3 separate regions of the Homo sapiens genome follow, and all the other regions are linked to region 1. A link is a contact called in ENCODE Hi-C or POLR2A ChIA-PET data. All regions are on one chromosome and are shown on one strand. Each heading gives the region's core, a stretch centred on a gene start or an enhancer-like site at or near the end of the contact. The rest is flanking DNA. Distances are from core to core; before and after follow the strand shown. Region 1 holds the start of SNHG20 (small nucleolar RNA host gene 20). Region 2 has its middle 14 kb from the start of LINC01973. Region 3 holds the start of LINC01987 (long intergenic non-protein coding RNA 1987).

The links. A loop is a pair of places that touch in the nucleus more often than their neighbours do. ChIA-PET counts read pairs that join two places held with the same protein, here RNA polymerase II (POLR2A). Pooled maps may share reads with other maps.
Region 2: a map of OCI-LY7 shows a loop between it and region 1 (4-fold over the local background). The contact joins the enhancer-like site here to the promoter of SNHG20 in region 1. A Hi-C loop is called at or near these places in 1 of 168 maps with a recorded cell type or tissue (OCI-LY7), 1 of 37 single-sample maps with no recorded cell type and 3 of 50 pooled maps. POLR2A ChIA-PET finds 5 or more read pairs at or near these places in 3 of 52 experiments (CD8-positive, alpha-beta T cell, K562 and activated CD4-positive, alpha-beta T cell).
Region 3: a map of OCI-LY7 shows a loop between it and region 1 (4-fold over the local background). The contact joins the promoter of LINC01987 here to the promoter of SNHG20 in region 1. A Hi-C loop is called at or near these places in 1 of 168 maps with a recorded cell type or tissue (OCI-LY7).

What each region holds. Positions count from the first base shown.
Region 1 is chr17:77,085,355-77,089,971 of GRCh38, reverse strand. SNHG20 (small nucleolar RNA host gene 20) reads right to left here and starts at 1,329. Exons shown (of 3, transcript NR_027058.1): 1 at 1,023-1,329; 2 at 701-819. It overlaps MIR6516 (microRNA 6516), which reads right to left and starts at 555; the gene lies at 475-555. It also overlaps a transcript of SEC14L1 not described here and SCARNA16. RefSeq lists enhancers at 848-957, 293-1,227, 1,148-1,457, 724-1,923.
Region 2 is chr17:77,867,763-77,872,379 of GRCh38, reverse strand. No RefSeq gene overlaps it. Among named protein-coding and RNA genes, the nearest start is that of LINC01973, 14 kb to the left of the region's middle. RefSeq lists an enhancer at 2,709-2,798. Within about 2 kb of position 2,584, at least 8 of the 41 ENCODE cell types and tissues checked have a DNase peak (open chromatin) inside an H3K27ac peak, as active enhancers do; they include CD8-positive, alpha-beta T cell and OCI-LY7, where a contact is called at or near this core.
Region 3 is chr17:77,726,105-77,730,721 of GRCh38, reverse strand. LINC01987 (long intergenic non-protein coding RNA 1987) reads left to right here and starts at 2,163. Exons shown (of 2, transcript NR_104134.1): 1 at 2,163-2,312.

The DNA of each region.
Region 1 (4,617 bases), core at 80-2,579:
TCTCGGCTCCCTGCAACCTCTCCACCTCCTGGGTTCAAGCGATTCTCCTGCCTCAGCCTCCTGAGTAGCTGGGATTACAGGCACATGCCACCATGCCCAGCTAATTTTTTGTATTTTTAGTAGAAATGGGGTTTCATCATGTTGGCCAGACTGGTCTCGAACTCCTGACATCAGGTGATCCACCCGCCTCGGCCTCCCAAAGTGCTGGGATTACAGGCATGAGCCACTGCACCTGGCTGAATTATGCCCTCTTAAGTGTGATCATTTAACCTTGTCTCCCTAACTGGGTTGTAGTTCCCAGAGAACAAGGGCCATGACTGTTTTCTTCATCTCTGTATCCGTAACATTTAACATGATGTCAGGCCAATGTATCAACAAATGTTTATTGAATGAAAGACATGACAGTAACATTGTTTATGAAGTTTTGAAAAGCAAGGGCTCTCTGATACTAACTACAACCATTTTCTTTAAACGTAGGTCCTGTTTGCAGTATCATACATGATCATCAAACTGCTGCTAGAATGCTCACACCTGTTACTGCAAATTCAAAACCCAGGAAAGACTTCTTCCGGGAATTTACTTTAGGTCAGGGTTGGGCTGCCTGGTACCATGCTGCACCCACAACTTGGCAGGCTCAACAACACAGGAGCCTTTCCCCAGACCGTCTGACCTGAACACTTTGTCACCATGCTTGACATACCTGGATGCCCTGCTGAGGTCACTTCGAATGCTCTCATCAACGAGGGGCAGGAAGAAAATAGTGGTTGCTGCATGTTTTCAGCCAATCGTCGGGGGATATTTCTCATTTTCTGTTGAAACCTTGGGGGAAAAAGTAACATAATGTGCTTTAAAAGGACAAAAGTCATTCGACGCTTACCACACTCCTAGAAACCTGGGCTAACCCAGCCAGGGACCCCAATGCTTTTCTGCTGGCTACGGGGCCTCCCTACAGCTCCTCATTCCAATTTCGGTGGCTGTGTGCGGACCAAGTTCTCTTTTGTCGCCTCCCGTCCAAGCCCTACTTGCGATGGGAGAAGCCGTCCCCGAAATCCCGGGCGCCGTGGAGGGGGTCTGGTCTCTGGGTCTCTGGTCACCCGGTCAGTGCCTCCAGCCCCCGGCAGAGCTCTGTTATCGTCCCGGGGCGAGCCCAATTCCGCAGGCTAGGGCCGATGGCGGCGGAACTGTGGTCAGGGCTGCCCTGAGTCATCCTGCGGACTGCGAGTCGGCGACCACCAGGAGGCGAGAGCGGGTTTCCCCTCCAACAGGCCAAAGCACGTGTCTCCACTTACTTCCCACTCCCCTGGGCGGAAGTAGCTCCGTCAGCAACTTCCGGCCGGAAGTGATAACTTACCATAGAGATAGCAGCTAGAGAGTCGATGACTTTGGATCTGGGTCATCCAAGCCGGACTTAAAGGGGTCGCAGCCCGCGCGGTGTGATTAATGGGGACTAGAGCCTGGGCCAGAGGGGAGGGCCCTGGAGCGAGGGAATCAGAAGGAACATCCCATTTCTTGAAAGCCCGCTGGGTTCCTGGAGCCGTGAAAGCATTATCTCTCTACTCCTCATGCAACCCTCTGAATTAAGTGCAAAGACCACTCCTGTCTTGTAGATGAGAAGTGGGGCGCTCCGGAGATGCTTGGTTACTTTTCCAAGCACAGCCGGCCAGGAAGTGGCAGAGCTGGGTTCACACCTAAGTCATTTCTGCTCCAAACCCAATGCCCTTTCCACCACCCCAGGTGGCAGGAAGGAGAAAGCTCAAGAGCAGAGGGGCTACGTGAAGATGCAGGCCGTCCTGGCCTATTGGGATACCCCCTGAAAAGCCTATTGCTCCAAAAGACCTGGTAGATTCCCGACAGTTCACTGTCTGTGGGCACAGGAAGCAACGAACAGGAATCTTGCTCTGAGTCTAATCCCACAACCAAGGAAGAATTGCTGGACCTTGTCTCAGAGGCGTTTGAACCAGAGCAACTCCATCTTGAATAGGGGCTGGGTAAAATAAAGCTGAGACCTACTTGGATGCATTGCTAGGTCATACAGCTCATAAAGACCTTGCTGATCAAACAGGCTGCAGTAAAGAAGACGGCCAAAATCCTCCAAAACCAAGATGGCTATGAGAGTGACCTCTGGTTGCCCTCACTGGTACACGCCCACCAGCGCCATGACAGTTTACAAATGCCGTGGCAACGTCAGGAAGTTACCCTACATGGTCTAAAAAGGGGAGGCATGAATAATCCACCCCTTGTTTAACATATCACCAAGAAATAACCATTAAAAAAAAAAGGCCAGGTACACTTTGGGAGGCCGAGGCAGATGGATCACTTGATGTTGGGAGTTCGAAACCAGCCTGACCAACCTGGTGAAACTCCATCTCTACTAAAAATACAAAATTAGCCAGGTGTGGTGGCACACACTTGTAATCCCAGCTACTTGGGAGTCTGAGGCAGGAGAATCGCTTGAACCCAGGAGGCGGAGGGTGCAGTGAGCCAAGACTGCACCACTGAGGCCAGGCATGGTGGCTCGACCCTGTAATTCCAGCACTTTGGGAGGCCAAGGCGGGCAGATCACCTGTGGTCGGGAGTTTGAGACCAGCCTGACCGACATGGAGAAACCCCGTCTCTACTAAAATTACAAAAAATTAGCCAGGCGTGGTGGTGCATGCCTGTAATCCCAGCTACTTGGGAGGCTGAGGCAAGAGAATTGCTTGAACCAGGCAGGTGGAGGTTGCGGTGAGCCGAGATTGCGCCATTGCACTCTAGCCTGGGCAACAACAGAGAAACTCCGTCTCAAAAAATAAAATAAAATAAAATAAAATAAAGACCGTGCCACTGCACTCCAGCTTGGGTGACAGAGCGAGATTTTTATGACCGCACCTCCTTCACAATGTCTTTGAGTTGTCTCACTCACATTCAACAATACATACTGTTAGTTTTATTAACTTGGAAATATTTAACTTACATTTTTGTTTTGATGGAGGAGCTACAGTTCTGTTTTGTTTTACCATATTTCATGAGTTTACATAAGAATGAAAGGATATAATTGTATAATCAGCTTAACTGGAGTAAACAGGTTTGTAAACAACGCAAGTGGCTTCAGGCAGGCATTGGGCTCACCTGGTTGGAGCAGAAGCCGGGTGCCCCAGGAGGGGAGCCTCCAGGTTTCTTTTGTGTGGGTGATCCCCGTCAGTACCACTTGGAGTGGGAGAGGGACTTTTCTCAAAGGAAGCAGGGGTGAAGGCGTCCTGGACAGGCGAAAACTACAGGCGTCTACTACATGGCCCTACCTCTGCCCCCTGGTGGTGGCTCTTGGTGGCGCTGCTGACCACAGGTGATGTTAGAAACAAGCCAGCCGTGCACCTAGCAGGTCTTCTCCGGGGCTGCCTGTCTGACCTGCAGGATAGAGTCCACACGATTGCTTTCCCCCTCTTTTTCCATTTCTGCTTCATTAGGAAAAAACAAAACTCAACAAATCACCCTTACCTGTCCTGGCCCTGTTGATCTGACCGCCTTTCATCACCTTGGTGCCCACACAGACCCCTGCTCCAGCCATTCTGCCCAGCCCAGCTCCCAGACACTCCGCGCATCCGCACTCCAGCAGAGCACACCTGCCCTTTGAAGCCAGCTCTGGTCCCAGGTGACAGTTTCTTCTCACATGCTCTCCGGTGCCAATTGTTTGACATATCCTGTGTCCCCTGGGCTATTTGTTACACACCTTTCGATGAACACATCTGGTCTCTGTTGAGTGGGGCTGTTCTCTCTAAAGGCAGGGTGTTGTCAGCATCCTCAGCCTTATCGGGAAGATGAGGTCTGCAGCAGGAACCTTTGCCCCCACCTCCCCAGACGAGAGAGGATGAATCCCCCGGAGCTGGGAGGGCTGCAGGAAACAGAGATACACATCTCCTTCCTGGCCAGATGCTTGCTACATCACAGACCCTGCCAGCAGGTCCTGGCACTGCTGCCAGAGAGAATGTGGTGAGAGGCCAGGCATGATGGCTCATGCCTATAATCCCAGCACTTTGGGAGGCTGAGCAGGTGGATCACCTGAGGTCAGGAGTTCAAGACCAGTCTGGCCAACATGGTGAAACCCTGTTTCTACTAAAAATACAAAAATTAGCTGAGTGTGGCAGTGGGTGCCTGTAGTCCCAGCTACTCAGGAGGCTGAGGCAGGAGAATTGCTTGAACCCAGGAAGGGGAGGTTGCCGTGAGCAGAGATCGCACCATTGCACTCCAGCCTGGGTGACAAGAGCGAAACTCCATCTCAAAAAAAAAGAAAGAAAGAAAAGAAAAAGACAAAAAAGAAAGCATAGGGAAGCCGGGCATGGTGGCTCACACCTGTAATCCCAACACTTTGGGAGGCCGAGGCTGGTGGATCACTTGAGGTGAGGAGTTCAAGACCAGCCTGGCCAACACAGTGAAACCCCGTCTCTACTAAAAATACAAAAATTAGCCGAGTATGGCAGCAGGCGCCTGTAGTCCCAGCTACTCGGGAGGTTGAGGCAGGAGAATCACTTGAACCCAGGAGGCGGAGGTTGCAGTGAGCTGAGATTGTGCAACTGCACTCCAGCCTGGGTGACACAGAAAGACTCTGTCTCAAAAAATACATAAATAAATAGTTTTGTTACA
Region 2 (4,617 bases), core at 1,335-3,834, 780 kb before region 1:
CAGATACCATCACCTTCCCGTCGGCAGTCCAAGGTCACCGAGCAGACCCAAGGAGACACTGCAGGCGAAAGTACCGTGGAGATTAGCAGGCAATATGCCATTCTCGTTCATTCTTCTCTTACAGCATTAAGGAGAAAATCTCATTTGGTGAAGGTATGTCTCTAACACCTTGCTAACACTTGGAAATCTCCCATTTGAAAAAAAATTTAGATAAAATTCACTGAACATAAAATTCACCACTAGCCACTTTAAAGTGCGCACTTCTGTGACATTTATTGTGTTCACAATGTTGTGGAACTGTCGCTTCTATCTAGTTCTAGGACACTTTTCATCACCCCAAAAGGAAACCCCATACTCATTAAGCAACCACTCCTTCCTCCTTCCCCCACCCCATCTCCACACCCGCCCCCCACCCCCTGGCATTCAGCACCTTGCTTTTTGTCTCTGTGGAGTTACCTATTCTGGATATTTCATAGCAATGTAATTATTTTACATGTGACCTTTTGTGTGTGGCATCTTTCACTGAGCGTGATGTTTCGGAGGTTCCTTCGTGCTGCAGCCTGAATTGGTGCTTCCCTCTTTTTGTGGGCCTTCTTTTTTTTTTTTTTTTTTTTTTTTGAGACGAAGTCTCACTGTCACTCAAACTGCTGGAATACAGTGAGTGGTGCAATCTCGGCTCACCGCCACCTCCTCCTCCTGGGGTTCAAGCAATTCTCCTGCCTCAGCCTCCCGAGTAGCTGGGATTACAGGTGCCCACCACCCCACCTGGCTAATTTTTGTATTTTTAGTAAAGATGGGGTTTCACCATGTCGCCTAGGCTGGTCTCGAACTCCTGACCTCAGGTGATCTGCTCACCTCGGGCTCCCAAAGTGCTGGGATTAGAGGAATGAGTCACCGCGCCCAGCCATGGGCCCTCCTTTTGTGACACTCCACTGCGTGGGTCAACCACACTTTGTGTATTCATTCAGCCCTGGGTGGACATTTGGGTTGTTTCTACCTTTCTGCTTCTGTGAGATGAACTGTGCTTCTGTGAACGTTCATGTGCAAGTATTTGGATATCTGTTTTCAATTCTTTTGGGTGTATACTAAGAGTGGAATTCCTGGGTCATAGGATAATTCCATGTTTAAACATTTTTGAAGATTGGAAATCTCCTTTTTAAGCAAATAAGAGCGTTCTTCAGGATTCAAGCCTTCAGCAGACAAGAACACTCAGCTAGACTTTGCTGACCTTGATTTCTAATGTTATTTATGTTTACAGGATCAGAAAATCCAATGCTGGATTTTCATTTGTAGTAGCGACATGAACTTGTCTTTTAAAAATCAATGTTATTATTATTATTTTTTTCTTTTGAGACAGAGTCTCCCTTTGTCACCTAGGCTGGAGGGCAGTGGCAGGATCTCAGCTCACTTCAACCTCCACCTCCCAGGTTCAAGTGATTCTTGTGGCTCAGCCTCCCAAGTAGCTGGGACTACAGGCGAGCACCACCACACCTGGCTAATTTTTGTATTTTTGGTAGAGACGGGGTTTGGCCGTATTAACCAGGCTGGTCTTGAACCCCTGACCTCAAGTGATCCACCTGCCTTGGCCTCCCAAAGTGCTGGGATTATAGGCCACCATACCCAGACTGAAAATAAACGTTACTTCAAAAGTGAGTAGGTTCATGGTCAGGAGGGGTGGCTCATACCTGTAATCCCAGCACTTTGGGAGACTGAGGTAGGCGGATTGCTTTTGAGCCCAGGAGTTTGAGACCAGCCTGGGGAACATGGTGAAACTTGTCTCTACAAAAAAAACAAAACAAAACAAAACAAAAACTAGGTGGGCATGGCGGTATGCACCTGTAGTCCCAGGTACTTTGGAGGCTGAGGTGGGAGGATCACTTGAGCTCAGAGGCAGAGGCTGCAGTGAGCCGTGATTGCACCACTGCACTCCAGCCTGGGTGACACAGCAAGACCCTGTCTCAAAAAATAAAAAGCCCTACATGGGTAGGTATTTTTGTCCATTTGGTTTACTACCTATGTCTAACGCCAGAGTGATGCCTGGCACATATATTAGGTCCTCAATAAAAATGTGTTGAATAAATGACTATACCTAATACATACACACACAATATTATACATCATAGTCCAGGGTGGGCACAACGCTGGCAAAAATCACCAAGCTGGAGGGCCAATGCCTGAGAAACCCAGCCCAGGGGCTGCCGGACAGATCCGAGGCGGACACCCAGCCTCACTGCTCGTTCACTCTGACTTTGGCCAATTTCTTACCTTCTCTACACCTCAGCTTCCTCATCTGAAAAACGGGGTTGCTGGGAGAGTGCAATGCGCTGTTGTGCAACACACTCAACGAAGCTCAGCTACTGTCATTATTACCATCCTCAGCCACTGCAGGGAGGACCACAGAGGGGAGCTAAATGCAAATAAGGGCTTGGGAGAGCCCTGTGATGCAGCTTTTTGGGGGAGGCTGGGCACCCCGGCCTGAGGCTGGCAGGGGTGTGGCTCTGTGTTCAGCACCCATGATGGGAAGTGACAGTGTCCTGCCTTTGCTCCGTGCTGTGCCGTTCACAAACTTGCTTTCACATCCCTTTTTCTCACCTGATCTGCCCACAGCCTGGCGGGGCCGGCAGAGCTAAAACTGTGAATTGCATTTGACGGGGGAGAACACCTGAGGTGGAGGAGAGGTTAAGGGGCTCGTCTGAGTTCACACAGCAGGTCAGTGCCGGAGCATGGATTGGTGAGTTGGGAATCACCATGGCCTCGTGGTCTCAAATAAAACATCCCTTTGCTTGTGTGTGGGTTTGTGAAGCTGCCTGCCCGGTAACCTCCCCTGGGCTAGGTCTGCAGAATGAGGTTCCACTGGGGCACTTCAGCTGCCTCATTCTGCAGAGTTCTTGCTCCGGATTCTGAAGCATCTGCAAAGGAGACACGTCGCCTGGGTCTTGAGAAGACAGAACTGTTTGCCCCACGCTGGGAACTACTGGGGAAGGGGAAGGGCACATGAGGCTTGGCCAGAGTGCCTGGAGGCTGGCTTAGGGCCAGCTGCATGATCCTTGCATGAAGGAGGAGGAACGGCCCTCTTCATATGCCATCACCTAAGGCCACCTCCCATCCTCTGCCTGGGACACTGGCTCCTGGAAAATGCTCTTTCCTCCTGGTGCCACAGCCCCAGCGAGCTCGACGCAGCTCCCCTTCCACAGACACAGAACTCTCCAAACTCCCAGTGGTTTGGGAAGAACAGCCACCACATCCCAAGCCCAGCACCACCTTTTGGGATGTGATATGTCAAAGTAGTAAGATGATGAAGTGTCCTGTGCCGGCCCATCAGAGCCTTAGCGACAGATATGGGCCCAGAGTGCCTTGGAGAGCCAGAGCCTCTGCAGTGACGTGGAATTTATTATACTTTCCATCCATCGCTTGGCAGCCTTCTCCCAGCTCTTTTCTCTTGAAAAATGGTTCCTGCCAATCTTGCTGTTTACTTAAGTGGTTATTAAGTATTTTTCCCGCTGCTGGTCTGGGTACTTCTTGATAAACATTATCTATTTAAGAAGAACTTTTAGGGAGAGCTCCACTCTGCCCCTACACACACACACACACACACACACACACACACACACACACACACACGTGTATGCACACACACGTATGTGCATACAGACGCACATGCGCGTGTACACACACACACACACACACACACACACACAGAGTCTGGGCATGAGAGTCCGGGTCCCAAAGCTTCCTCCCCAAGCCGGCTGGGGTCAGGCCACCACCGAATGTATCACTTGACCTGACGTGACAGCCTGGTTTCCTCTTCGCCCCTCTGGCCAGCCTCCTCTGGGCATTGGAGGTGGCTCCAGCTTTGAGCTGCACGCAGCTACCAGTTGTGCCTCCCAAGGCATCCCAGGGCCACTCTGCTAAGAGCATCTGCTTGGCTTTGCCCCGCAGCAGCGGTGAGGGAGGGGAGGTGGCTCGTGTGCATCGGGGGACCCTCTGACGTGTCAGTGCTAAGATCCTATCTGCAGGTCTCGAGCCCTCCTGAACTGGAGGGCTGGGGCCCTGGGTGGCACTGAGGTCAGGTGAGGCCCGGATAGGAGGACAGGATACCGAGGAACAGGAAGAAAGGCAACTTGGCTGGAACGTCCTTGCCATGGGTAGGCTGGGGGTCTGGGGGCTTGACTGAAATTGGGTGTCTGTGTCGGCAGTGGGTGTCTGAGCCTCACCCCTCCAGGGATGGCAGAGGGTATGAGACACTGAGCTGTGCCCAGCTTCTCTGGCTTCCCACACGTGCCAAGTGCAAGATGGGCTGCTAGTGAGCTTGGCTACTTCGGGCAAATCCTCCCCTCTCTGGACCTCAGTTCATTCACCTGGGGAGTAAACGGGGTGGGCTCCATCCCTACTCCCACAGTCCAGGACTCCCAGAGAGCATGGGTCTCATGGCTACTCCACAGGCTGAAAATCCTTCAATTTAGGAGCTGCTGCTGCTGCCCTGAAAACCAAGCTAAGCTCACCTTCAAAACGAGAGTCCCGGGTGGATAACTTGTCCAGCGCCTCACCCTGTGTCGGTCCTAGGTCAGTGCTGTTTAAAATGTAGGTGCTGTTGTTATTTAGGTCTGATATGGCTAA
Region 3 (4,617 bases), core at 914-3,413, 640 kb before region 1:
TGTCCTTTTCTCTCTCTCTCTGCTCCTTCTGGGATGTTAACTATACATACATTACATTGTTTGATGTTGTCCTGCACTTCACTAATGTTTTGTTTATTTTTTCAATTATTTTTCTCCCTAAAGTTCCTTTTGAATTGTTTCTATTCTTATGTCTTCAATTTAACTATTCCTTCTTCTTCTGTGTCTAATCTGTTGTTGATCCCATCCACAATATTTTTCATCTCAGTTTTCTTTTTACTTTTAAAAGTTTTATTTAGATTTAAAATATATATGTTATCTTCTATTTCTCTCATCATGTTTATGTTTACCTCTACTTTCTTGAACATATACATTATTTTTATAATAGTTGCTTTAAGGCCCTTGTGTACTAAACTTATGATCTTTGTCATTTACTGGTTTGTTTCTATGAACTGCTTTTCTTCTGGCTGTAGAGCCTAGTTCCTGCTTCTTTGCATGTCTGCTAATTTTTAATTGGATGCCAGACATTGTTAATTCCTCTAATTATTCCTTTAAATATATTCGTACTCTTTTTCTAGTTCATAGTTAAGTTACTTGGAAACAATCTGATTTTTCTTCAAGTATTACTTTTAAGCTTTGTTTCACACGTTTAGAACAACCTTTAGTCTAGGGCTAATTTAGTCCCTCTTCTGAAGCAATGCCTTTCTGAGGACTCTGCTTGGTATTTCCTGGGTGAGGAGGTCTTTCCACTGGCTGTTGGGCATGTAAGATATTCTCCAGCCTTTGTGAGCTCCTGGGGTTCTTCTATCTGCTACTTTCCTTTTCCACAGCCTTAGTAATTTTCTCATATGCATGCACTGATCAATATTCAGCCGAAGGCCTTAAGTGAGTCGTCTGCAGATCTCTAGAGTCCTCTCTTTCTGTGTGCAGCTCTCTCCTCTCCAGGGCTCTGCCCTACAAATGTTAGCTGCCTTGGCCTCCCCACACCCTAAACACTATCTCCTTAATTCAGTGAAGCCACTGAACACTGTGTGGTTTCCACTTACCTGTATGGTGGCGTGGAAACTCTCTCCAGGTTGTCAGCTGGGGCACTTGTGGGTCTCACCTCATTTGCTTCTCCTCTGTCAGAGATTACACTTCTGTGACACCTGCGGTCCAATGTCTGAAAATTGTTGTATATAGTTGGTCTATTTTTAGTTATTTAGGGTGGAATAATAAATGCTTACTCCATCATGGCCAAAGTCTCTGTTGTTTACAGTTCAATGGAGAGAGATACCAACTACATACAAATTGAAATGCAAAGTGCCATAATATCTTTAGAGCAGTAAAGGCAAGCTGTTAGAATTGCTCACAGGAAGAGAAAATTATTTCTACCTCTTGGTTAAGGCTTTTATCACCAAGAAGGCAGCATCCCTACCACACCAACTATATACCCCTAACTCTACATCTCCAGCCCAGATTCTCTCTCTCCTGAATTCTGGACCCCTACACATAACAAAACATTTGAATCATCTCCACCCGGGTATGTCACCAGCACCCCAAACTCCACATACCCAAAACCGAATGCACTCATGTTCTTTCCAAATCATATGGCTTCAGATCCTTCTCTGACATGAGCTAGTGGCTCTTTAAAACTTAGTAAGTTGTCTCCTTCAGCAGAAAACAGTCCCTAACTTCTCCAGCCTTTCTCCACCTTTACCACTGCAGCCCCAGCCTACGCTGGATCAGTCACCATCGTCCTTGTTGTACCCTGTGCCTGTGTTTGGCTACCATCACTTGGGATTTTGTGAGCCCCTTGAGGGACGTCGTGTTCCTTCTATGTGTGTTTTGGGTTGTTCGGGTGCTTAACACATAACAGGGGTTCAATCAACTGTCCTTAAATAAATGGTTCCCTTACAATAGTGATTGACAGATAGGAATTGGATGACCATATGACTCTGTTGCATGGGAAAGAAAAAAAATGAACCTGAGAACATTCTTGGGATTAATCCCTTAAACAAGGGGTCAGCAAACTTTGTCTTAAAGGGACAGATAGTAAATCTTGTAGGCTTTGTGAGCCACACTGCTGTTGCAGCTTGCAAGCAGCAGTGTACTGTACACAAACAAATGGGCATGGCTGTGCTCCAATGATGCCATTTACAAAACAGGCAGAGGGCTGGGTCTGGGCTTCCCCTGCCCTAACCTAAGCCCAGCTGGGCTTCATTCAGCACGCTGTGTACCACTCTTGATGGGTAGGCCCACTCTGCCCGCACCTTGAAACCTGACCAGGTCTTCTCCCACCCCATGAATGTAAACATTTTAACAACTAGCCTGACTGTGAAAAGCCTGGAGAATCCTTCCTACAGGGGACAGTGGTGAGTAGAAAGATTATCGTCAGGTGGCGCCTGTCCTTTTGTGACATCTGTTGCTAATGGAAGCTCTGTGTGTGTGTGTGTGTGTGTGTGTCCAGACATGCTCAGGAAAACTGCCTAAGCTCTCTGGGCTTCAGATGTTTCATCTGTTGAGGGAACGATCGGGGTTTGTTCCTGCTCCCCAGGCAATGTGTTTGGTTTCTGTCTTCTGTTTTTTATGGCATATTCTCCCCACCACACTCTCACCATGCTCTCCGGTTGTCGCTGCCAAGGATTGCAGAGTCCGAGGCGTGGGCAGGAGCCCCGTCCAGGGTCGATCTCCTGAACTCACGGAGCCGTGGGAATAGACAAGAGACACTATCTGGGAAAATGCTTTGAAAATAAATAAAATGGGGAAAGTCTAGTCCAGATAAAATGTAAAATATTTAGACTTGAGAACAGGTTTCCAGCTCACTGTGGAAGACACTCGGGGCTGGGGGAGGCCTGGGTCCCTCCCTCTGCCCTTCACATCAGTTTGGTCATCTTCAAATGGGAACCATCCCTGTGCTGACCCTGTGGCCTCACCAGGGCTCGAGGTCCAGGGCTATGAATGCCTGTTGTAAACAGCTCAGGGCGGGACACATGGAAACAATTAGAGACTTATTTCCCAGGACATTGGACCTAGAAGCCAGGCCCCAAGACATGAAGCAACGCTTCTGTGTGTGTGTGTGTGTGTGTGTGTGTGTGTGTGTGTGTGTGAGAGAGAGAGAGAGAGAGAGAGAGAGAGAGAGAGAAAGGGATTCTGGGAAGGGTGGAAGGAAGTGGTGAGACACGAAACGAAGCTGGACAACAGAGAAGACTCTGACTAGAGATTTTTACCATGAGATGGAGATAGTTGCAGAGGCTCCTGGCTGCCCTCCATGCTCCTGTCCCTCTCTGGCCCCTCAGCTTCCCTCCGGCCTTTCCATTGTTCTTGCAGGTTGCGGCCTCCCTGCCCTCCCCCAGCCAAGGTGGAGGCAGGCCCTTGGGTGAGGGGGACTGAGGGGCTTGAGTGATGATGGGCAGAGAAGGGTGACCATCCGTGCCAGGCCTGCGGCAGAATCACCGTTTCCATTTTTTAAAGTCAAATGCCTCATCGGGATCCCCTCCCACCCCGAGAGTCCCCCTATTATCCATAGGCCATTTGGTAGTTGTTGCTATGGAGACCACAAGCAAAACGGCATGCAAACCAACGCAGGCAATAGCAACAGAAAGGGCAAGGAGAAGGGCGGGGGGAGTGGGACGGGGTGGGGCGGCGGGACAGTACTTCCCCCCGCAGACTCCTTAGACCCCGATTCCCCCATGACCAAGGAGGTTCCAGTCTAGGATCTAGAGGAAGGAGGAGGACACTGAGATGCAGAGACCCTGCTTCTGGGTGGGAATCAGCCAGGGAACATGCAAAGAGGGGGCCAGGGCCCCTCCAGCCCAGCCTCAAGCACTAGCAATCAATTGGGGATTGAGGGGTGTAGGGCATGGAAGATGGGCCTGGCTTTGAGGAAAGCTCCTGTGCAGGGCCAAGCTCCTCTTGGTTTTCAGCCCCCTTGGGATGAGCCATAGAAGTCTGTGCCTCCAAGCCCCCCAAACCTGCCCCACTCAGCTTGCAGGTTTCTCTTTGTCCCCCCAGGGCCTGAGCTCCCCTTTTGACAGCAACGTTTGTGCTGACTTTGAGGTGCAGAGTGAAGCTGGGCGGGTGCCTGCTCCCCACCTGCACACACACCTCTGTGCACGGAGGGAGAGCTGAGCAGTGCTGGAATTGCCAAGCCAGGCTGCAGGATGTTGTTAGGATCGGGGGTGAGGTGCCCCCACAAGGACAATGGGAGGGTGTGAGAAATCTTCTCTGCTCTGGGCTCTTGGAGCATCGGCCGCCTCCCTGTGTGTCTGGCTATGCAAAGAGGCAGTGGAACAGCTCAATTTTTAAGAGGAAAAACCACAGCCCCCAAGAATATAAATATGTGAAATTGAGGTTTCTTGACTAAAATAAGGACTGATGAGGGAATGGAGATTTTTGGAGAGGACCTTTCCCTTTTCCCTAGAAGTTTCCCAACTCAGACGGATCAAAGAAAGCCACACAAACATACTCCGACTGGCTTCATGGGAACAGTGTCTGGGGACATTCAGTTAAGCTGATTCCCTTGGAGAAGTTTTGTGAGGCGGAGATTAGCACTTAGTGTGGGGACCACTGTCTAACTGTCTAAATAGGACACATGGTCTGCAGAAATAGCTGGAATGCTGCTCTGGGAGGGGCCTGCCCCATCCATTCTGCTTGGGGCTTGGCATTCTCCACAAGCAC